Regions from separate parts of the Homo sapiens genome. Here region 1 is linked to region 2. A link is an interaction called in ENCODE POLR2A ChIA-PET data of the cell type or tissue named here. Cell type or tissue: Caco-2. All regions are shown on one strand. Each heading gives the region's core, and the rest is flanking DNA. Links, peaks and the distances in the headings are about the cores only. Region 1 overlaps COG4 (component of oligomeric golgi complex 4). Region 2 holds the start of ST3GAL2 (ST3 beta-galactoside alpha-2,3-sialyltransferase 2).

Region 1 (8,000 bases), core at 1-8,000, 55 kb before region 2:
ATCCAGCATGGTGGATGATGTCTTCTACATTGTTAAGAAGTGCATTGGGCGGGCTCTGTCCAGCTCCAGCATTGACTGTCTCTGTGCCATGATCAACCTCGCCACCACAGAGCTGGAGTCTGACTTCAGGTACAGTTGACTCCCTTTCTCCTTTCTAGGCAGAAAGGCCCTTCCTGTTGATTCCTGAGGCCCATTTGTTTCTGCCCTTTGTCCTCATGATTCTAGTTAAGTTCTATACAGGACATCAGCTCCTATCCCTAAGATAGTATCCTTGGCTCCAGGAAGCTGTTGGTCAGCCATATATCTCATGGGCCAAATTTCTGTTCCCTGGACTAGACTGAAGGAGCTATGGGCCCTTAGACGTAGGAAAGAGAACAGGCAGTTCAGATGAATAATACCACCAATAGGTACCATTGCTACAGGCCCAGCACTATGCTAATCTCCTGCGCTTTTGAGGTCCTAATAACAACCCTATGAAGTAGGAACTGTTAGCTCTGTTTTATAGATGAAGAAACTGTGCTTTAGGGAGATTCCGTCCTCGTCAAAGATCCACCACTTAGGAGTCAGTGGTGGAATCCAGAACTGAGTGACTCAAAACCTGTTCTCAACTCCTACATGGTACTGCGTTCACTAAGCCGCACAGCTTTGTTGGGAGTGCAGTGGTGATGGCTAAAAGCCTCATGAACAGTAGAGATTGGCCAGTCTCCCCTGTATGTTCTTGTCACATCAGTGTCCTTGACGGGGTGCTGGTTACTTTCATACCCTGGCTCCTCAGGTCTCCTACAGTGGTCTTAAGGACTGGTTATTCCCCCTAAAAGAGCACCTTGTGCTGCTGGGTCAGAGTGGTGAAGACTGGCCCTTCTGTCCTGGTGGCCAAGTTGAGCACTGTCAATTCCTCTATGCAATCCTGCCCCCCAGGGATGTTCTGTGTAATAAGCTGCGGATGGGCTTTCCTGCCACCACCTTCCAGGACATCCAGCGCGGGGTGACAAGTGCCGTGAACATCATGCACAGCAGCCTCCAGCAAGGCAAATTTGACACAAAAGGCATCGAGAGTACTGACGAGGCGAAGATGTCCTTCCTGGTAGGTACCCCACAGCTCACGAGCTGGGTTGGTTTATCTCGAGAGGTTACGCTATCACTGCTAAGCCACAGTATAATTGGCCTCTAGCTAGAGACTTTTCCTCCAGTGTCTATATAGAAGGAAAATTCCTCCTTTAAGGGAATTTCCTCCCAGAAGGTTCTGAAACTATTTCTTACTCAGGGACATATTCTGAGTCACCTGAGCCACGATAGAGGCTGGGCTGTCCAGCTGTCACCTAGAATTCATTCCCCAGAGCACTGGCCAGCTGCTCAGGAGCCCACTGAGTGCCAAGCTTGGCTTGCATCTGCCACAGAACCAGCTCTACCATCTGTGCCAGACCACCAGACTGCTTCTCTGAGGAGAGGCCCGCAGCATGGGCAGGCGCCAGTCCTTCGGGCCTGCCATCACTGCTCTGCTAGTACATGTCTTAGGCTTTCAACTTCCTCTGGAAAGGAGGCTTTATTAAAGCCCTTTGCTACCCAGAATGACAGATGTGATAAAGCAGCAAGCCTTCCATTGTGTGACAGCTTGGAAAGGAGGAGCACAGAAGGATGAAAGGATTTGTACAAAGCAACAACCAGTTTGTGATGAGCCAGAAAGACCACAGATGAATCCTAAGCTCAAGATCAGGCCTCTCTGGCACACGCTGTCTTAGCACGCATGGGAGTAGCACAGTCCGAGGTCCATTCTGCTCCATCCCCCACATTGGCCGCACCCTGAGTCTTGACTCCTGAGGCTCAGAGCCTGAAAGAAACATCTAGTAGCATCTGTAGCCCACAAGTGGGGTTGGACGCAAAAATGTTCACATGCATTTTTGGGTCACAGGGTCCTTCCTTAGCTTTTATCAGATTCTTTTTTTTTTTTTTTTGAGATGGAGTCTTGCTCTTGTTCCCCAGGCTGGAGTGCAATGGCATGACCTTGGCTCACTGCAACCTCCGCCTCACAGGTTCAAGCGATTCTCCTGCTTTAGCCTCCCGAGTAGCTGGGATTACAGGCATGCGCCACCATACCTGGCTAATTTTTTTTTTTTTTTTTTTAGTAAAGACTGGGTTTTGCCATGTTGGCCAGGCTGGTCTCGAACTTCTGACCTCAAGTGATCCACCCGTCTTGGCCTCCCAAAGTGTTGGGATTACAGGCATGAGCTACCGTGCCTGGTTATCATATTCTTAAAAGGATCTGTGACCCCCAAAAGAGTTCAGAGCTGTTACTTGCAGAGAGAGAAGCCTAAACTTGCTAATATCTACCAAGCCCTGTGCAGAGGAACCCATAGTAACTAGTTATGAGACAGATCCAATGTGAAAGCTGTTTAGGCAGCCCCACTCTCTTCCTGTCATAGAAAATATTTGCCCTGTGTATGGTTTCTGTCAATCTAGGATATCATGGTTGCTGCCAAAAAAAGATCAGATCCAAAAAACTGTTGCCTGTGAAAGTTGTTACCTTTGGAGAACTTTGCCAAAATGCCCAGCAACCAGCATCACATCATGAACCAACTTAAATTTTTATTTTGTTTGTGATTTTTTTTACAGAACTTACTTTCATTTCTGTGCTCAGAAATAATCATTGGCTGCTTGCTGCCTACCACATCAAAGCTAGATGTCTTTGTTTAAGCCTCCTAACTCTAACCCATACCACCTTTCCAGTTCCGTTTTCCACCACTTGACTACATGTCTCCAAAACCGGCCAGTGCATATTCGCTCTGTGAGGACCTCCCATTAACACAGTTTCATTGTTTGAGGCCCCAGAAGATAAGACCAAAAAGAGAGGCGATGCTAAATGCTTGGTGACAGGTTTCTGGTTTTCCTGACACCAAGTATTTAAAATGTCATCACTCCCATTGCAGGGCCTATTTTTTATGTCACCTTGATTCATTTGGCTGTCTAGATGAATTCTCCAAATTTACTGACATCATGCACTGTGGGCAGGGAATAAACCCAGTGAATCCACGCTTACTAGGGCTGTCAGTACAGGGGAAACTTTGAAATCAATACCATTTGAACTCAAATCCAGAAGTCCTCATGACAGTTATTCTTGGTGCTCTTAAATGCCTTGGAAACACTTATGGCCTTCATCCTTCAGCTGTCAGGACAGGACAGTTATTTGGAAACTTGTGACATTAGAGGCCTCATGTTGTGGCATATTAAAGAAAGACCTTTAGGCTTATCTGTCCACAATCAGAGTGGCCTAAGCAGCACTGTCAGCATCATGACTTTCAGCACTGGCTGCAGGACACCGACAAGGGAAGCACTCTGGGCAAGATGAGAGGGACTTCCTAATCACAGCCCCTGGGGTTCTGAGATCCTCCTTTTACCCTGAAATCCTGAAGCTCCTGACTCATGTCTCGAAGACTGGCTCCTCCTTACCTCACCCCTGCCTTCCTCATCATGCCACCAGCAGACCAGTTTACAGGCAGTGGGATCCCCAGGCCCTCTATTTCCTCCCTCCCACGGCCTCTAGATGAGTATTCCTGAACCACAGCTGTGCTCATGTGGCATTCACCTGCTTTAAAAATCCTCAGTGCCAGCCCACTGTCCACAGGTCACAGGGCTAACTCTGCAGCAGAGCACCCAAGTCCCCGTCAGTCTCTGCCCCTCGCAGCTCTACCTCCTGCCACTTCCCTGCACGTGTCTGTGAACTGACTCTGCTATTTCTCAAATACCTTTTTGGGTTTTGTGCCATTCTGCACTTGCTTATATTATCCCCTTTCCAGAATATGTTCATTCACTCTCTTACTCATTGCACAAATATTTATTGAGAAACTTCTAAATATCAGGCACTGTTCTGGGTTCTAGAGCTACACTGCCCAACATGGTAGTCACCAGCCACAGGTGGCTATTGAAATTTACATTTAAATTAAAAATCCACTTCCTGAGTTGTACTAGCTATGCTTCAGGTGCTCAATAGCCACACATGGCTGAGGGCTACCATACCAGACAGTGCAGTTAGAATATTTCCATCAAGCAGAAAGGTAGACAGTGCTGTATAGAGACGCAGTGGTGAAGAAAACAGGCTAGATCCATGCAGACAAGAAATAGATAAACCAGAGAATGTCAGGAAATCCTAAGGACCATTAAGAAAATATCAAATAGGACAGTGAGCTGGAGAGAGGCTGCTGGGGGTGGAGAAATGTTCTCACCTTCATCTCCTGTCAGAATTATGTTCTACCCTTTTATGTTCAGCTCAGCTACCAACCCTGTCATGGAACCTTCCTTGAATGCCTTACACCGAAACAGTTTGTTCTTTCCTCTGAATGGCCAGAGCAATTAGTGCCTTAATAATTTTGCCCCATGCTACTTTTTTTTTTGGAGATGGAGTTTCGTTCTTGTTGCCCCAGCTGGGGTGCAATGGCGCGATCTTGGCTCACTGCAACCTCCGCCTCATAGGTTCAAGCGATTCTCCTGCCTCAGCCCCCCAAGTAGCTGGGATTACAGGCACCTGCCACCACACCCGACTAATTTTTGTATTTTTAGTAGAGACGGGGTTTTGCCATGTTGGCCAGGATGGTCTCGAACTCCTGACCTCAGGTGATCCACCCGTCTCAGCCTCCCAAAGTGCTGGGATTACAGGTGTGAGCCACCGTGCCCATGCTACCTTTTTTTTTTTTTTTGAGACGGAGTTTTGCTGTTGTTGCACAGGCTGGAGTGCAATGGCGCGATCTTGGCTCACTGCAACCTCTGCCCGCTGGGTTCAAGTGATTCTTCTGTCTCAGCCTCCCAAGTAGCTGGGATTACAGGCATGCACCACCACGCCCGGCTAATTTTGTATTTTTTTTAGTAGAGACGGGGTTTCTCCATGTTGGTCAGGCTAGTCCCGAACTCCCAACCTCAGGTGATCTGCCCGCATCGGCCTCCCAAACTGCTGTGATTACAGGCATGAGCCACTGCGCCTGGCCTCCATGCTACTTTTATCATTGGTATTTCTGCACCTAGTCTGTAAGACAGTCGTGTTATGAAAAAAGTCATCTTTGGACCAGAGTAGGGAGACCTGAATTCATTTTTTTAGTTTATTTGTTTATTATAAAGGATATTATATAGGATACAGATGAAGAGATGAATAGGGCAAATTATGGGGGAAGGGGTATGGAGCTTCCATGCCCTCCCCAGGTGGCCACTGTCCAGGAACCTCCACCTGTTTATCCATCTGGAAGCTCAGAGACCCGAATTCTAAGCCTGGCTCCAGCTTTGTGGCCTTGTCACTCTGAGTGTCTGTCCCTTTTCCTGCTTTATTATTCTTCCTGGCATTATATAATGCATTTGTTTACTATCTGGCTTCCCTTCTGGAATGTCAGCTCTGTGAGGAGTGGACCATGTCTTTTTTGTTAATTGCTTTCTCTCAGTGCCTAGAACTGTGCCTGGCACATCCAGGTGCTCAGTAAATATTTGCTGAATCAGTTGCTGTCAGACCTTCGTGAATCATTTTACTTTTTTTTTTTTTTTTTTTTTTTGAGACGTAGTTTTGTTCTTGTCACCGAGGCTAGAGTGCAGTGGCGTGATCTCAGCTCACTGCAACCTACGCCTCCCAAGTTCAAGCAATTCTCCTGCCTCAGCCTCCCGAGTAGCTGGGATTACAGGCACCCGCCACCACGCCTGGCTAATTTTTTGTATTTTTAGTAGAGACGGGGTTTCGCCATGTTGGGCAGGCTGGTCTCAAACTCCTGACCTCTTGATCCACCTGCTTCGGCCTCCCAAAGTGCTGGGATTACAGGCATGAGCTACCCTGCCCCAGCTTTTTTTTTTTTTTTTTTTTTTGAGACAGAGTCTTGCTCTGTCATACAGGCTGGAGTGCAGTGACACAATTTCAGCTCACTGCAACCTCTCATCTCCCAGGTTCAAGCGATTCTCCTGCCTCAGCCTCCTGGTAGCTGGGTCTACAGATGTGCACCACCACGCCTGGCTAATTTTTTTGTGTGTATTTTTATTAGAGACAGGGTTTCACCATGTTGGCCAGGCTGTTCTTGAACTCCTGACCTCAGGTGATCCACCCGCCTTGGCCTTCCAAAGTGCTGGGATTACAGGCGTGAGCCACCGTGCCTGGCCAAATCATTTTACCTTCTGAGGAGTCTCATTTCCTCCCGTGCACTGGGCTTGATAATACGTGTTCTATGGGGGTATTTAGCAGACTCCATGAGATAAAGAATGAGAAAATACCTCATAGGTGGCAGGCTCTCTGGAAGCTTTTCTTTAATGAATGTCAGGCTTTGTATCACTGACCTGGGGCTTGACCGTTTGGAGCCTCAGAACTTATCCTGGACCTGTATGCCTGAGTCATTTCTGCTCTGTAGGTAACACAGTACAAGAAGACCTGAAACCTCGCCGGGCGCAGTGGCTCACGCCTGTAATCCCAGCACTTTGGGAGGCCGAGGTGGGCAGATCATGAGGTCAGGAGATCAAGACCATCCTGGCTAACATGGTGAAACCCCGTCTCTACTAAAAATACAAAAAATTAGCCTGGCGTAGTGGCGGGCGCCTGTTGTCCCAGCTACTCGGGTGGCTGAGGCAGGAGAATGGCATGAACCCGGGAGGCAGAGCTTGCAGTCCAGCCTGGGTGACAGAGCCAGACTCCATCTCAAAAAAACAAAAAAACAAACAAAAAAAGAAGACCTGAAACCTGAGCTCACTACCTCTGAGGTCCTGATAGCTTTAGGCTCCCTGTCATCAGGCACAGAAGAAAGGGCGAGCCTGCTTCCCCATTCTGCCCAATCCAAGATCTGAGCGTCCTGCTCAGATGTAGCAGTGTGGGTTTTCATTAGCGCAAGTCTGAACTCCAGCCAGCCCTTCTCTGAGCTTCATGGAGCACAGCTGTCAGCCAGTCTGGCATTGGAGTGGGTGGCAGGCACAGTCAGCAGGAAGTCACGTTCTTCCTTCCTCATCTCCCAGGTGACTCTGAACAACGTGGAAGTCTGCAGTGAAAACATCTCCACTCTGAAGAAGACACTGGAGGTACGAGGGAAATTGCCTATCAGTGGTCAGCAGCCATCTTTTCCCATGTTGAGATAGAGCCCTATACAAACATCATGGTGAAGACACTTATCTTGGTGACATTGAGCCACACTTGAGGGGATTCTTTGGTGACTGACATGATAGCAAGGCATCCTTGGACCAGGGAGAAAAGCTCAGGAGTTGGAAGATCAGAATTCAAATTAGATCTTCCAGGCAAGGCACGGTGGCACATTCCTGTAATCCCAGCACTTTCGGAGGCCAAGGCGGGTGGATCACTTGAGGTCAGGAGTTCGAGACCAGCCTAGCCAACATGGCGAAACCCCATCTCTACTAAAAATACAAAAATTAGCTGGGCATGGTGGCAGACACCTGTAATCCCAGCTGCTTGGGAAACTGAGGCAGGAGAATCACTTGAACCCGGGAGGCAGAGGTTGCAGTGAGCTGAGATCGTGCCACTGCACTCCAGCCTGGGCGACAGAGCAGACTCTATCTCAAAATAACACACAAATTAGATCTTCCAGCACATAGTTGGCGTGTGACCTTGGACAAGTCCCTTAGCCCTCTGAGCCTCAGTCCTCTCATCTACGAAATGAGATGCATAGCTCCATCCAGCCCTAGCTTGTGTTTCTTGGGTAGCCTAATGAAAAAACAGGATTGAGGCCAAGTGGCTCATACCTGTAAGCTTAACATTTTGGGAGGCCAAGGCAGGAGGATTACTTGAGGCCAGGAGTTTGAGACCAGCCTGGGCAATGTGGTGAGACCTCATCTCTACAAAAAAAAAAAAAACTTTTTTTTTTTTTAAATCAGGATCAAGGCCAGGTGAGGTGGCTCATGCCTGTAATCCTAACACTTTGGGAGGCTGAGGCGGGTGGATCATGAGGTCAGGACTTCAAGACCAGCCTGGCCAAGATGGTGAAACCCCATCTCTACTAAAAATACAAAAAATGAGCCAGCCATGGTGGCAGGCGCCTGTAATCCCA
Region 2 (16,559 bases), core at 4,969-12,968:
CTCAACCTGTTTGAGCCCAACTTCCTTATCTGTGAGATTAAAATAGAATTTCCAAATTAGGTTGTTGGGAGGGTTTCATGAGCTAATGCACATAAAGGGTTTAGCGCAGTGCCTAATACAATGTAGGCATCCAAACTCCTTATTGTTAAACAAATGACCTACTGCCAGAATGTGAGGGTCCAGGTCTGGGAGGGAGGACTTTTTGGAGAAGGTGAAATCTTCAGGCCCCTGATGAGATGTGTGGCTGTTACTGGTAGCAGAAATTCCCTCTGGGAGCCAGAACTGCCCATAGGGATATTTTAGGTTGGGTGCCTAGATGCAGAGCCTGAGACAGGAATTCTTGTGTAAGCGACTTCCTAGGGGAGTGGGGAAAGCAGGATAGGGCAGGGAAAGAAACCAAGTAAAGATGTAAGTTCACCTAAATTTTGCCTCAATCTGATTGAACAGGGAGCTCTGGAGCATAAAATGCAATCCAGGCCAGGTGCAGTGGCTCACACCTGTAATCCCAGCATTTTGGGAGGCCGAGGCAGGCGGATCATCTGAGGGCAGGAGTTCCAGATCAGTCTGGCTGATATGGAGAAACCCCATCTCTACTTAAAATACAAAAAGTAGCCGAGCATGGTGGCATGTGCCTGTAATCCCAGCTACGTGGGAGGCTGAGGCAAAAGAATGGCTTGAACCTGGAGGGTGTACGATGCAGTGAGCTGAGATATCGCTACTGCACTTCAACCTGGGTGACAGAGCCAGACTCTGTATCCCCCCACCCCGCAAAAAAGCCAATTCCTTGGCACTGGAGGAAGAAAACTAAAAAAGAAAAAAAAAGGCCGGGCATGGTGTCTCCCATCTGTAATCCCAGAATTTTGGGATTAGGTGGCACAGATTTCCAGTTACACTAGCAGTGGATAAGAATGCCCCACACTCTTGCCAAGATAGTTATCAAGCTTTTTGATTGTTGCCAATCTGGTATGTGAAAAATGATATCTCAGTGTGGTGATTTTCATCTGCATTTGTTTTATTAAGAGTGATGTGGCTAGGTACAGTGGCTCACGCCTGTAATCCAAACACTTTGGGAGGCCAAGGCGGGCGGATCACGAGGTCAGGAGTTCGAGACCAGCTTGGCCAACATGGTGAAACCCCGTGTCTACTAAAAATACAAAAATTAGCTGGGCATGGTGGCAGGCACCTGTAATCCCAGCTACTCGGGAGGCTGAGGCAGGAGAATTGCTTGAACCTGGGAGGCGGAGGTTGCAGCGAGCCTAGATCACACCACTGCACTCCAGCCTGGGCAAAAGAGCAAGATTCTGTCCAAAAAAAAAAAAAAAAAAAGAAGGAGGAAGGACAACGAGAAGGAGAGGAAAGGGAAGGAGAAGGAGAAGGGTAAGGGGAAACTTGATGCTCCCTTTGCATCCCATTGAGGTACAGAGGGAAAAAAAAAAAAAAAGAAGAGTGATGCTCTGAGAAAATACCAAGTGTTAGGCTGGGTGCGGTGGCTCACGCCTGTAATCCCAGCACTTTGGGAGGCTGAGGCAGGGGGATCACCTGAGGTCAGGAGTTCAAGACCAGCCTGACCAACATGGAGAAACCCCGTCTCTACTAAAAATGCAAAAATTAGCAGAGCATGGTGGTGCATGCCTGTAATCCCAGCTACTCGGGAGGCTAAGGCAGGATAATCGCTTGAACCCAGGAGGTGGAGGTTGCGGTGAGCTGAGATCGTGCCATTGTACTCCAGCCGGGCAATAAGAGCGAAACTCTGTCTCAAATAAATAAATAAATAAGTGTTAGTGAAGGTGTGGAGAAATTGGAAGCCTGTCCACTGTTGGTGGGAGTGGAGAATGGTGCAGCAGATACGGGAAACAGTATGGTGCTCTTCAAAAAATTAACACTAGAGTGCTCGCTTCGGCAGCACATATTCTAAAATTGGAACGATACAGAGAAGATTAGTATGACCCCTGCGCAAGGATGACACGCAAATTCATGAAGCGTTCCATACTAAAAAAAAAAAAAAAAAATTGAAGGCCGGGCGCGGTGGCTCACACCTGTAATCCCAGCACTTTGGGAGGCCGAGGTAGGTGGACCACGAGGTCTGGAGTTCAAGACCAGCCTGACCAATATGGTGAAACCCCATCTCTACTAAAAATACAAAAATTAGCCGGGTGTGGTGGCATGTGCCTGTAATCCCAGCTACTCAGGAGGCTGAGGCAGGAGAATCGCTTGAACCCGGGAGATGGAAGTTGCAGTGAGCTGAGATTGCACCATTGCACTCCAGCCTGGGCAAAAGAGCAAGACTCCATCTCAAAAACAAAACAAAACAAAAAAAACACTAGAATTACTAGATCTGGACTGGACAGGCAGGGCTTGCGAAAGGATCAAGTCTTTGGCTACAGATTTATTACATCCGTCTTTGGAAGAGGAAAAGAAAAATCATAAAAGAAATGGCTAGTTCAAAGTCCAAATTCTTATTTTATGGTTGTAAAATGTTGAGATTGTCCCAAGATTACCATAGTTTTCAGCCATGCTCAGACAGTGGTTCTTTGTGTGGGTTGTTCAACAGTATCAGCCTACAGAAGGAAAGCCCAGACTCACAGAGGGTGTTCACTTAGAGGAAAGCAACACAAATGGAGTGATCCACACCACTTCCTGAATCTGTGTTATCTCACAGAAAGCCTTATCATAAGTCTAGCAATTCTAATTCATCTACCAAGATAATGTATTCATAATTATGTTTGATTTTGCAAAGTATACAATAGTGATCTATTTTGGTGTCCATTTTCCAATAAAGATTATGAGCAAAAAAAAAAATTACTATATGATCCAGCAATTTCACTTGATCTGTTGCCCAGGCTAGCGTGCAGTGGCACAATCATGGTTCACTGCAGCCTGGACCTCCCAGACTAAATTGATCCTCCTGCTTCAGCCTCACAAATAGCAGGGACTACAGGCATGCATCACCACGCCTGATTAGTTTTTACCCAGCCAAAAAATCATTTTATTATGGAAACTTCAAATATATTCAAAGATGAAAAATTGTTATAATTAATTAACCCAGAGAAACTACTCATCCCCTCTTTTTTTTTTTTTTTTTTTTGGAGATAGAGTCTCGTTCTGTTGCCCAGGCTGGAGTGCAGTGGTACGATCTCTGCTCACTGCAACCTCTGCCTCCTGGGTTCAAGCCATTCTCCTGCCTCAGCCTCCCAAGTAGCTGGGATTACAGCCATGTGACACTATGCCCGGCTAATTTTTGTATTTTTAGTAGAGACAGGGTTTCGCCTTGTTGGCCAGGCTGGTCTCAAACTCATGACCTCAAGTGATCTGCCTGCTTCGGCCTCCCAAAGTCCTGGGATTATGGGTGTGAGCCACCATGCGTGGCCTCATCTCTTCTATAATTATCAATTTAACCAACCTTGTTGTATCTATACCTATACCTCAAACCTGGATTATTTTGAAGCAAAAATTGAGAACAAGACCCTGTCTCGAAGAAAAAAAGAAAATAGACAACACAATTGAAAGCAGGAGCTCAAAGAGATATTTGTACACTCATGTTCATAGCAGTAGTATTTAAAGTAGCCAAGAGCTACAAACAACCCATCATTGACAGATGAATGAATAAAGAAAACGTGGTATGTACATATAATAGAGTATTATCCAGCTTTACAAAGGAAGGAAATTCTGACATATGCTACAATATGGATGAACCTTGTGGACATTATGCTAAGTAGAATATGCTGGTCACAAGAGGACAAGTACTGTATGATTGCACATTTCCTATTAGCTACTTGGTACATTTTCTTTTATTTTTTGAGAGACAAGGGTCTTGCTCTGTCATGCAGGCTGGAGTGCAGTGGCACAATCCAGCTACTCGGGAAGCTGAGGCAGGCTGTCGCACAAGCTGGGGTGCAGTGGTGCGATCTTGGCTCACGGCAACCTCTGCCCCCAGGGTTGAAGTGATTCTCCTGCCTCAGCCTCCCGAGTAGCTGGGATTACAGACACCCGCCACCATGTCCGGCTAACTTATGTATTTTTAGTAGGGAGAGGGTTTCACCATGTTGGCCAGGCTGGTCTCAAACTCCTGACCTTAAGTGATCTGCCTGCCTCAGCCTTCCAAAGTGCTAGGATTACAGGCATGAGCCTCCTTGCCCAGTCAAAAAAGACATTAAAAAAAAAAAAAAAAAAAGGCCCAGAGCAGTGGCTCATGCCTGTAATCCCAGCATTTTGGGAGGCTGAGGCTGGCGGATCACAAGGTCAACAGATAGAGACCATCCTGGTCAACGAGGTGAAACCCTGTCTCTACTAAAAATACAAAAATTAGCTGGGCATGGTGGTGCGTGCCAGTAGTTCCAGCTCGGGAGGCTGAGGTGGAAGGATCCCTTGAGCCCAGGAGTTCGAGGATGCAGTGAGCCATGATCACACCACTGCACTCCAGCCTGGGTGAGACAGCAAAACCTAGTCTCTAAAAAGAAAAAAAAAAGGTGGTAAGAACAGATTTTAATTTGTAATATACTATTGCAATAGGGAAGAGGGTCCAGCGTGAACTTGGCCCAACTTTGATTTGTACAGAAGTGACTGGGAATTTAAATTTATTTTTTAGAGATGGGGTCTTGTTACGCTGCCCAGGCTGGTCTCAAACTCCTGTCCTCATGTGATCCTGCCACTTCGGCCTCTAGAGTAGCTGGGATTACAGGCACAAGCCAGTGAGTCTGGCAAGATAACTTGTGTTTTTTGTTTGTTTTGTGACAGAGTCTTGCTCTGTTGCCCAGGCTGGAGTGCAGTGGTGCGATCTCAGCTCATTGCAACCTCAGCTCATTGCAACCTCTGCCTCCCAGGTTCAAGTGATTCTCCTGCGTCAGCCGCCCAAGCAGCTGGAACTACAGGCACCCACCACTGCACCTGGCTAATTTTTTGTATTTTTTGCATTTTTTTTTTTTTTGAGACGGAGTCTCGCTCTGTCGTCCAGGCTGGAGTGCAGTGGTGTGATCTCAGCTCACTGCAAGCTCCACCTCCCGAGTTCACACCATTCTCCTGCCTCAGCCTCCTGAGTAGCTGGGACTACAGGTGCCCGCCACCAGGCCCGACTAATTTTTTTTGTATTTTTAGTAGAGACAGGGTTTCACCGTGTTAGCCAGGATGGTCTCGATCTCCTGACCTCATGATCTGCCCGCCTTGGCCTCCCAAAGTGCTGGGATTACAGGCATGAGCCACTGCGCCCGGCCCTAATTTTTTGTATTTTTAGTAGAGATGGGCTTTCAACATGTTGGCCAGGCTGGTCTCGAACTCCTGACCTCAAGTGCTCCGCCTACCTCGGCCTTCCAAAATGCTGGGATTACACGTGTGAGCCACTGTTCCTGGCCTAGTTGTGTTTTAAAGTGGATGAAGGAGTAGGGAAGGTGGCAAGCAGGGGTTCGGTAGAGTCAGGGACATGAAAAATTGCAAAGGATTGGTCAATGTACAGCTCTGTCCACTAGCTGGCAATTATCAAAGTTAGGATTCTGTCCTCCCACAAAGAGGCCTTATCCTTCAGGATGACGACATTCAAGGAATGGCTTTCAGGTCCTTGAGAAAGACACTCTTGAGTTGTAGAAGATACTTACACATCTCAAAGGATCAGATAAGGAATTCACAATTGTGAGCCCTTTTTAGTAAATGCTCTGAGAAAGTGTAGTCAGAGCCTATGATTGGGTGTCGCCTGGAACAGTAAATTCTTTCGGCAGTGGTGCGCCTTCTCAGGCAGGCACTTTAAGGTGGGTTTGGGTCATCCCAGGATGTGACCTTGAGCTGTTAGAAACTATATTACTGTTTAAGTCTCTTTTTTTTTTTGAGACGGATTCTTGCTCTGTTGTCCAGGCTGGAGTGCAGTGGTGCAATCTCTGCTCACTGCAACCTCCACCTCCTGGGTTCAAGCAATTCTCTGCCTCAGCCTCCCCAGTAGCTAGGATTACAGGCGCCTGCCACCACGCCCCGCTAATTTTTTGTATTTTCAGTAGAGACGGAGTTTCACCATCTTGGCCAGGCTGGAAGAGTTCAGGCCACCCCTGAACTCCAGACCTTGTGATCCACCCGCCTCGGCCTCCCAAAGTGCTGGGATTACAGGCATGAGCCATGGCGCCCAGCCTTCTTTTCTTTTTTATAAAGAGAGACAGGGTTTTTCCACGTTGCCTAGGCTGGTCTCAAACTCCTAAGCTCAGACAATCTACATGCCTAGGCCTCCTAAAGTGCTGCGATTACAGGCGTGAGCCACTGTGACCCGCCTCTGTAGAAGCCTTTTAATGTGGAGGGAGGAGGGTGGGTAAAATCACTTGTGTTGAGAGTCTGCCGGTGTTTTGTTTGTTTGTTTGTTTGTTTGTTTGTTTTTGAGACGGAGTCTTGCTCTGCCGGCCAGGCTGGAGTGCAGTGGCGCGACGTTGGCTCACTGAAACCTCCATCCCCCCGGATTCAAGTGATTCTCCTGCCTCAGCCTCCTGAGTAGCTGGGATTACAGGCGCCTGCCACCATGCCCGGCTAATTTTTATATTTTTAGTAGAGACGGAGTTTCACCATCTTGGCCAGGCTGGTCTTGAACTCCTGACCTCATGATCCACCTGCCTCAGCCTCCCAAAGTGCTGGGATTACAGGTGTGAGCCACCACGCCTGGCCCTTTTTTGTTTAAGACAGAGTCTCACTCTGTTGCCCAGGCTGGAGTGCAATGGCATGATCTCAGCTCACTGTAACCTCCAACTCCCAGATTCAAGCAATTCTCGTGCCTCAGCCTCCCAAGTAGCTGGGATTACAGGCACGCACTACCACACCCAGCTAATTTTTGCATTTTTGGTAGAGACAGGGTTTTGCCATGTTGGTCAGGCTGGTCTTAACTCCTGGCCTCATGTGATCCACCTGCCTCAGCCTCCCAAAGTGCTGGGGTCGTGATGACATCACTGCACTCCAGCCTGGGCGACAGTGAGACCTTGAGCAAAAACAAAGAGCGTTCCTGTGCTAAAGGGGACTAGACTGGGACCCTGCCTTTCCGGGTTTGGCTCTTCAGGGCCATTATTAATTATCCCACACAAGGGCCATCCTTGAAAGAGGATACCGGTGTGTTAGCAGCAAACACCAACAGCAGAGGTTATCAGGTTATCAAGGTAGTAACCGGCAGCATGAGCAACACCTGGAGACGGGGTAGCAATGCCAATTCTGGGGCCTGCCCTAGAGCTAAAAGAACCAGAAGCTGAGGGTGGGGGCAGCAATCTGCGTTTAAACAAGCTGGCCAAGAGGATCCCATACACACCAAAAATTCAGAACCACTTCAGCCTCACTTCAGCCTGTTGGAGGGCGAAACTGCAGTCTACCTGGAGTTTCATAAAGGTTTTGAAATAGGTGCGGAAGTTAGGGAAAGGATGGGCTAATAAAAGACATGGCAAATATTTAAAATGCATTCACTTTACCCTCAACAGCAGGAAGCTACGGGCATCTAAGAGAGAGCCTGCAAGGGGGAGATGCCCCGGTGGATGAGGAACCAATAGACACTCTGCCCCCTTTTCCTCTTTTCCTAGGTGGGGAACACAAAGTCCAGCGAGGCCAAACCCCCGCTCGCACCGCTGATGGGGTCTCTCTCCCCTCAGGCCAGGGCGCAGCGGCCCCACCGCAGCTCGGGCTTTCAGAGCCCGGGCGTGAAGCCAAGCTGGCCTCAGGTCGCGGCTCTTTGAGAGCGCGAGTGGGAACAGTGCCCTCCGGCCGGGCTCGTCAGCAGCTGGCCACAGCAGCATCTGAGAGGCGTCCTCGGCTAGTGTGCACCTCCCTAGGAACCCACGTATCCAACCCGGCTCGGGGCCGTCTGCTCCAGCCGCTGGAGCCCGGCCTTCTGAGAATGAAGACTTCCCATCCCCCTCCGTCTCCCCTCCTGCACGGCGGACCCCCTGAGCCCTAGCGAAACTACAAAGCCCACAATCCCTGGGATGCGCGCGCTGTCTTCTGGGAGATGTAGTCCTGGATGCGGGGCGCCCCTAGCGACCCAGCGCCCGCTGGACTCCATATCCCAGCATGCCGGCGCGCGTGCGGGGGGCGGAGGGAGGGAGAGACGGGGAGGATGTGAATGGGGTGGGGGCAGTCGCCCCTGTCCCCCACCCTTCCCTTCAAGCCGGGCAGGGGTGGGGGGAGGGGCCGGGCTGAGGCGGCGGCGGCGGCGGCGCTCGGGGAGGGTTGGGCCAGGCAAGGGCGGGACTAGCCCACGGCGGGCGGACGAGAGAGCTGCGAGCTAACGGGTCCGGACGACGGCGGCGGCGGCGGCGGCGGCGGCGACGGCTTTCTGCGCGGGCGGCGGCGGCGGCCGGAGCGGCGAGCATGGCCCGCGCGGCGCCGGGCGCTGACTGAGGTGCGCGGGTGGGATGAGGGCGGGCGGGATGCAGAGCGCCCCGGGCCCCCGGCTGCCCAGACCTCCCCTGCGCGGGCAGCTGGCGCGGCCCAGCGGCCCAGACCGGCCCGTTCCAGCCCGGCAACTTCCCCCGGGTCGGGGCGCCGGGCTCCCTCGTGTGGGCGGGGGTCCGCGCGCGTTGGCCTCATTCCGGATCCCCGCCTTCTGCTTTGCACGTCCAGCCGCTCCCAGCCTCCCAGGGCTCCCGCTCCGCTCCTTTGCCGGCAGCCCCCAACCCCAACCCCAGCCCCAGCCCCAGCCCTCGGAAGAGCTCTCTGCCCTGGTCCCGACTTCCAGTCCACTCCCTAGTTCGTACCGCTAACCCTGGGTCTCCCGGCCTCTGCTCCACCTGGGAGACCCCGGCCCCACTCTTGGCCAGAGCCTGTCTGCCCCATCAGCTCCTCTTTCCTCTCTCCCCTGTGATCTTTCCCCTACCTGGCACTGCCCCCTAACCATCCTCAGTGGCCCAGTTCTCACGGCTCGACCTTCCTACTTTGGGGAAACTGAGGCACGGCTGAAGCCAGAAACTTGGCCAAAGCGCCAGTCCCGTGGAGGCTGGTCTGAACCTCGTCTCTCCTCTCTCCTGTTCCTTCTCTGCCTTGGAATGGAAGTCATTTCTTACCCCCAGTCATTCCCCTGTGACTGGACCAAACTTCCCACCCCCTGCTACAGCTCTGGGCTGAGCTCACTTGAGTCTCCCCTTAGCTTCCTGCCGCTCCTGTTGGCCTTCCCTCCTTCGCATAACCCACTCCGGGTTCCCTCTGCCTGTAGAGGAGTCAGCACCAATTGCTTGCTTGCTCAAGTTAGCCTTTCGATTTATCTTTTGCCAACTGCATCCATCTCCCGTCTCCCATCTTCCCTCTTGCTTTACAGCTGCGTAAAGGAGCGGAGGATTGAGTCAAAGGTGGTGTTGGAGAAAGGGGCTAGAGAGGTGCTGGGGGCAGGCAGGGACCTGGGGCCTCTTTTCAGTCAAAGCCTCCGGGGGAGTACAGGGCACTCTGGGACCTCTGGCCAGTAACACACTCCCGCCTCGTCTTTGGGACGGATGTTTGGAAGCTGGTTGGCCACCCCTTCCTTGCCTGGTGGGCTCTGAAGCCCTTCTCAGGTGGAAGGTATCGCTGGTTTTTAGAGAGATGGTGGCATAAGAGGAGTCTGGGAGACCACACCCCTAAGCTTCATCTTGCTTCTGCTGCTAACTTTGGAGGGGTTGCCCTTTCAGGGAGGGATGCCTGCTGGCTGCCCTGATCTCTCTGTGGAGGAAGGCACAGAGTATGTGGGCGGTGATCTCAAGTTTAGTCGTGGGACTCAGGATTTAGAGGGAACGAGGGCTCAGAGAGGTGGCACAGATTTGCCTGTATTATTCAGGTTTTTTGTTTTGTCCTCTTCAGATTTTTTTTTTTTTGCGGGGGGGGCAGAGGGGGATAGTCATCCATTCTACCCCAATCCCCAGTTTCCCAGTGGGTTGGGTGGAGGAAAGGAGGGACAGGAGGCTCTAGGAGTTATGTGGGTTCCTGAAGGAGCAATCTTGATCTGAACCAGATGGTTCACTGCTTCAGCAACCCCCTTCCCAGCCCTCCCCCTTGGCTGTGAATTGGATGCTTTTAACCTTGTAACTTGAGAATGGAGGAAGGGAGGCCAGGGGGCCAACTGTCTGTGTGGGTGTTTATGTCTGCCTCTGCACCCTTGCTTGCAAGTCTGGCAGGGGCCTGTGGGAGTGACCCTGCCTGGGAGCGCATTGTTGTGATGTGCTGTGGCACGCTGATGGCTCCTGGGAACTTTTGGAGTGCAAATCCCAGATAAAGCCAAGCTTCTGAGAGCCACTGGCTATGGCCTCAGGGGAGCATTTCTACTCCGGCCAAGCCTCAGGGTAAGGACCACTCTTCTCGAGAAGGCACCTGGGATTAAGGAGTCTGCAATACCAGGATTGGGGATTTGGGGAGGCTTGGTTTTTCCATGTCTTTTCATGGCAAAAGAAGACCTGAGGGGTAGGGCCTGGGGAGAGGGGTGGGAAATGGATTATTTTGCGTTGTCCTATACCACATCCTGCCTTATTTTGGCCATATTTGTATACTTCATTTTGGCTCTCATTAGACTGTGGATGCTCTTCAAATGTGTCCTCATTTTCTGAAATACCACCACCTGGCTTGGTCCTTAGCACCTAGTGGGTGTTCAGTAAATGAATTACAGCGGAAGGTCTCATGGTTACAGGTTTAGGGAAGGATTCTTCACATTTGACTGAGAGTCATAGTCTCCTGGAGAGCTGGTTAAGGCACAGATTGTGTGTGTGTGAGGGGACTCCAGAGTTTTATGGTTTAATCTTGGTGGAGCCTATATTTTGCATCTCTCTCCAGCTCCCTAGGGCTAACACTTTGAGAACCACTGGTTTGGGGTCATCACAATTTCTTGAGAGATTAATCCAAGCAGATGCGAAGTCTTTTTTTTTTTTTTTTTCTTTTTTTGAGACGAAGTCTCACTCTGTTGCCCAGGCTGGAGTGCAGTGGCATGATCTCGGCTCACTGCAGCCTCTGCCTCCAGGGTTCAAGCAATTCTCTTGTCTCGGCCTTGTTGGCCACCCCTTCCTGGGGTGACAGGAACCTAGGATTACAGGCATACGCCACGACACCCCGCTACTTTTTGTATTTTTAGTAGAGACGGGGTTTCACCATGTTTGCCAGACTGGTTTCGAACTCCTGACCTCAGGTGATCCGCCCGCCTTGGCCTCCCAAAGTGCTGGGATTACAGGCGTGAGTCACCGCTCCTGGCCAGATGTCTTTTTTTTTTTTTGAGATAGAGTCTTGCTCTGTCACCCAGGCTGGAGTGCAGTGGTGTGATCTCAGCTCACTGCAACCTCCGCCTCCCAGGTTCAGGCTATTCTCCTGCCTCAGCCTCCCAAGTAGCTGGGATTATAGGTATCTGCCACCATGCCCGGCTGATTTTTGTATTTGTAGTAGAGATGGGGTTTCTTCATGTTGGCCAGGCTGGTCTCGAACTCCTGACCTCAGGTGCTCCGCCCGCCTCAGCTTCCCACTGTTGGGATTAGAGGCGTGAGCTACTCCGCCCAGCTAGATGTAGTCTTTTTTATTTTATTTTATTTTATTTTATTTTATTTTATTTTGAGACGAGGTTTCCCTCTTGTTGCCCAGGCTGGAGTGCAATGGCGAGATCTCGGCTCACTGCAACCTCTGCCTCCCAGGTTCAAGCGATTCTCCTGTCTCAGCCTCTGGAATAGCTGGGATTACAGGCATGCACCACCATGCCCGGCTAATTTTTGTATTTTTTTAAAATTTATTTTATTTTTTATTTTATTTTTTGAGATAGAGTTTCACTCTTGTTGCCCAGGCTGGAATGCAATGGCACGATGTCGGCTCACCGCAACCTCCACCTCCCGGGTTCAAGTAATTCTCCTGACTCAGCCTCCCAAGTAGCTGGGATTACAGGCATGCGCCACCACGCCCATCTAATTTTTTTGTATTTTTAGTAGAGATGGAGTTTCTCCATGTTGGTCAGGCTGGTCTCAAACTCCTGACCTCAGGTGATCCGCCCGCTGGAGCCTCCGAAAGTGCTGGGATTACAGGCGTGAACCACTGCGCCCAGCCAGCTAGATGTAAAGTCTTAAGAGGGACTTTCTTCCACCTTACTTCCCCACCAGGCTGTTCTGGCAGCTGTACTGGTTTGGCTTTTCTTTCATTCTGATGTTGCCCAGGATTGGTAATGACTGGGGGGACACTGCCCCACGGTTATTTGAAGCAAGGCCCCACAACCAAGCAGGAAATTTAGGAGCCATGGCTTTGGAAAAGGGTGGCTGTGTGAAGATATCGAAGCAAATTGCTGAACCGGGCCCTCGTCTGGCCTGTGCCTGTTTCCCCAACCAAGTGGGTTGGGGTGCCTGCCAAGTAAAGTCCTGCCATGGCTGCACACTGGACAGGATACCTGGGAGTCTTTGAAATTTAGAAATGCAGGAGGCATCACTTACATTGTGCTTTGCAAAGCATTTTCCAACTGTTGTTTTACAGGTCAGTGGAACATTTATAAGGCAGATACAGACCCAGGTAGGGTTACTGAGGAACCCAGAGATACACTGTGGGTCACACAGTGGCCCTGGGACTCCTGATTCCAGTGCCAACGGAGTGGCTGCTAAACCAGTTGCTGCTAATAGCCTGAATTATGGCTGCTGTTCATTGAGTGCTTGCTGCCAGCCAGGCATGGTGCTAGATGCTCTCAGGTGTTAGTGAATCCTCACAGCAGCACTGCAAGGTGGGTGTTGTTGCCGCTGCTTTGTAGATGAAGAACTGAGACTTACAGAACTTACCAGATGTGCCCAAACAGACAGCAGGAGGATCTGGGGTTGAAACTCATGTCTTTCTGATGCACAGCCCCTGCTCTTAGTTCCTGCTCCTTGATGTGCTCAACAAACCTTAATTGTCCTTTGGGGTTGTCTGCCCCCAAAAGTCTGAATTTTTTTTTTTTTGTTTTTGAGATGGAGTCTCGTTCTGTTGCCAGGCTGGAGTACAGTGGTGTGATCTCGGCTCACTGCAACCTCTGACTCCTGGGTTCAAGCGACTCTCATGCCTCAGCCTCCCGAGTAGCTGGGATTACAGGCACGCACCACCACAGCCAGCTAATTTTTGTATTGTTACTAGAGACGGGGTTTTGCCATGTTGGCCAGGCTGGTCTCGAACTCCTGACCTCGTGATCCGCCTGCCTCGGCCTCCCAAACTGCTGGGACTATAGGTGTGAGACACTGTGCCTGGCCAAGTCTGAGTCTTTTTGAGCTGAGAACTGTGCTGAGTGTTGTGGAGGAGACAGTAATGTCCAAGTTGCTGTTCCTGGGAGGGGGATAAGACGAGTCCACCAATAGATCTACAGTGGAAATGTGGCCAGTTAAAGGAGGTCGAAGTCATCCCCATAGGGAGCTCAGAAAAGGCATTTGGGATGGGCCTCTAAGGGTAGGTTTCCAAGCAGTGCCTGTGGGCTGGAGGGGGTGTGCAGGCCAACAGGTACAAAGAAAGGCTATCACAAGGCACATTTAGGGAGTTGTCCCTTTTTTCTAGAGCATAGGGGATTTATTTAGAAAGTAGTAAGGAATCCTATTTGGTTGCAAGCAGCAACTTGGCTGCCTTTGGCAGGAAAGCATTTCCTTGGAAAGCTGTGGGAACTATAAAATCAGAGTGATGACTCAGGACCCAGGTCCCCTCCAGGGTCTTGGAGTGGGTGCAGCAGGAACCAAAGGCCAGTCTCTTCAGGGAACCGCTGTTGCCAGGATGCATCTGCTCCAGCTGTGCTCACTCATTTTGTCATCACTGCTTGGGATTCATATCTGAGGGAGGAAGTGTCTGGTTGGCCCAGCCTGGGCCGTGTTCCCTTGTTCCCTTCCTTGGCCAGGGAAGGGCTGGTGGCATGTTGGGCAGTTCCCTCGCAACCCTGCATCCAAAAGCAAAACTCTCCAGAAGGAGAGAAAATACACACTGCAAAAAATCTGTCCAGACAGGTGCTGGATAAGGACTTGAACTGACAGGTGGTGAAGCAGGGGGCTTTAGTCTGACTAGTTTCTGAGCAGACCGAGGGCAAACTGGCAGCAGGGTATGGCTGGGTCATAAGGGGACAGGGAGAGGAGGGAGGGAGGAGATGGAGAACTAGATAGAGTCCAATTGAGGTATGCAGGCCGGCACTTGGCAGTAGAAGTGGAAAAGAGGGGACGGAGTCTAGAGAGCTTGCAAAAGTAGCTGTCTTCAGAGCAGACACTGATGGGCTGGGGCTTGGAGTTTCAGTGCCTGGTGATGAGAGCTGGTTCCTTTACTGAAATGGGGCAGTCAGGAGGAGGAAGAGTTTAGGAGAAGGTGATGTGGCCTCGCTTTGGAGGAGCTGTGTGCTTATGCTGACCGCACACCCGGAATCCTGGTGAGCTTCCTGAGGTTGGGAGCCTTGCCCTGAGGCGGTGGGGCCGCCGAGCCCCAGAGGCTCTCTATGTGGTGGACACAGCTGGGGCTCTCTGCCAGCTGGGTGCTTTTGCATCTCTTCTGTTTCCACATGCAGCCCGGGATGGGCTTCTCCTCCTTCCCCTTCTGTGCTTTCAGTTCCTGTGTCCCAGCTTCCGTCCCACACACCTGAGTCCTTACCAACTAAAGGGCCTGGCCCTGCTTTCTGAGACCGAGTTTTCCTTCCTCTCTGCTCAGAGTGCTTGTTAATGATAAGTCCTCATTCAGCTATTAGGGTAGACATCTCCAAGTGACATGTCGCAAGAAGGGGGGTCTGAACTTTGCCTGCTATCTGGGGGAAATCAGGCTTTTTCCTCCAGTTATGCCATGCTCATCAGGGACCCCTGCCTATGTCCCTAACCAGCCATTTTAGCGTACTTCTTGTTGCTATTTATAAATCATTGTTGTAGTTACAACATATTGTCAGGCTTCCATGTTGCCGTTGTGGACCTTGTAGGGTTCCAGGGCACAGGCTGGGCTTTGGGCAATCCTAGCTTTCTAGCTGAGCCCTGGTGGTTTCCTGCTGCAGAAATGGGTGGGAGGGAGGGAACAGAGTTGTCTTGGGTGGAGGCAGGAGGAGCTATGCTGAAGGGTGCCTTATCCCTGCAGATTCTTAGAGCAGGTCATCTTCCTGGAGTGAAGAGGACTTTCCCTCAATTCAAATATGTTTGCTGTTTTACCAACTATTAATGCAGTGGATACTACCATGTACAATAAGGTGAACAAGGGCCAAGGTAAATCTAGAGGAAAAAATGTAATTTTTAAAAATTTTACCAATCATGCTAAATGGGGCCTCGCTGTGTCACCCAGGCTGGAATACAGTGGTGCTGTCATAGTTCACTGCAGCCTTGAACTCTTGGGCTCAAGTGGTCCTTCCACCTCAGCTTCCTGAGTAGCTGCAGCAACTACAGGTGTACACTACTTTGTGCCCAGCTAAGTTAAAAAAAAATATATATATATATATTTTTTTTAAGACGGAGTCTCGCTCTGTTGCCCAGGCTGGAGTGCAGTGGCGCCATCTCGGCTCACTGCAAGCTCTGCCTCCTGGGTTCATGCCATTCTCCTGCCTCAGCCTCCCGAGTAGCTGGGACTACAGGCACCCGCCACCACGCCTGGCTAATTTTCTTGTATTTTTAGTAGAGACGGGGTTTCACTGTATTAGCCAGGATGGTCTCGATCTCATGACCTCGTGATCTGCCCGCCTCGGCCTCCCAAAGTGCTGGGATTACAGAGGTGAGCCACTGCACCTGGCCAATTTTTTTTTTTTTTTTTAAAGAGATGGGAGTTTTGCTGTGTTTCCCAGGCTGGTCTTGAACTCCTGGCTTCAAGTGATCCTCCCACCTGGCTAAATTTTATTTGCATGTTGGTGATAATTAACACAACACACATAGTTCTGGTATCAGATGTTGAAAACAACCCAGCTTCTTCTTTCTGATGCTATTGGTTTCTAGGTGAAGGGGCCCGTCCTCCTGGGAGGTGGCATTGCGGGGCCCAGGGGCAGAGAGGGGACCCTGAGGTGTTGCGGCATGACCCAAGGACCTGCTCTGTCTTTTCTCTCTTGACTGAGCAGTCCTAGCCCTGCGGGCAGGCAGCAGCCCCCCAGCCTCAGCAGGTCAGCAGCCTTTGGAGGGAGAAAATTGGCAACAAATGTTAATAGCTAATTGGTCTACAGGGAACTACTTTGGTGTGGAAAAATCAACAAGATATTTGTGTGGCTAAAGGGAACTTAGAGGGACTAGGGCTGACAGTGAAGAGGGGAAGATGAGGAGAGGCACACGTCAGGAGATTGCCCCGCCCTGCCACCCCCACCTCTCCACCCCCTGCTGCCTGCCTCCCCCACGCCCCCTCCTTCCTGTCTTCTTTGCAGGCTTCCTTTTTGTTTGCAAGGGACATTAGTAGAATATGGAATCTCCCCTGCCCTGTAAGTCAGGTTTCCCCAACCTTTGTTCCTACCCAAGTTCAGTTAAACACAAAGCACCAGCGATTTGATGCAGGCAGTGAATTGGAACCTGAGTTTCAGGGGGAAGTGAAAGTTTCTGTGGGCCTGTGTGGAGTCCCTAGGCTACACAAGAAAAGATGGCAGCAACCAAAGGGAATGAGGCTGTGTGGGAAAGTAAAGGGAGAGGAGAGAACCCCGGCCTCCTCGGTTCCCACCTCTCTTGGGTGCTCTAGGGAGCAGTGTGAGTCCTGGGTTCGGGTTGCCAGAC

Evidence for each region. Peaks named below come from ENCODE experiments on the same cell type or tissue, not always from the same donor. Only the 100,000 strongest peaks of a DNase experiment are listed, where the experiment ranks them.
Region 1: POLR2A ChIA-PET joins it to region 2 with 6 read pairs; 8 of 35 experiments call an interaction of 5 or more read pairs at or near these places.

The regions. Positions count from the first base shown.
Region 1 is chr16:70,489,350-70,497,349 of GRCh38, reverse strand. It overlaps COG4 (component of oligomeric golgi complex 4), which reads left to right. Exons shown (of 19, transcript NM_015386.3): 11 at 1-129; 12 at 919-1,084; 13 at 6,958-7,020. Among named protein-coding and RNA genes, the nearest start is that of COG4, 30 kb to the left of the region's middle. In Caco-2, for the core only: no CTCF peak of the experiment used is centred there; no DNase peak of the experiment used is centred there.
Region 2 is chr16:70,430,728-70,447,286 of GRCh38, reverse strand. ST3GAL2 (ST3 beta-galactoside alpha-2,3-sialyltransferase 2) reads left to right here and starts at 8,187. Exons shown (of 7, transcript NM_006927.4): 1 at 8,187-8,338. It also overlaps the pseudogene RPS27P26 and the pseudogene RNU6-23P. RefSeq lists silencers at 8,036-8,215, 8,316-8,515 and enhancers at 10,056-10,235, 13,197-13,757, 16,491-16,559, 15,962-16,559. In Caco-2, for the core only: a CTCF peak has its summit at 7,967; DNase peaks (open chromatin) are centred at 7,118, 8,016, 9,082, 10,026 and 1 weaker place; H3K4me3 peaks cover 2,503 bases.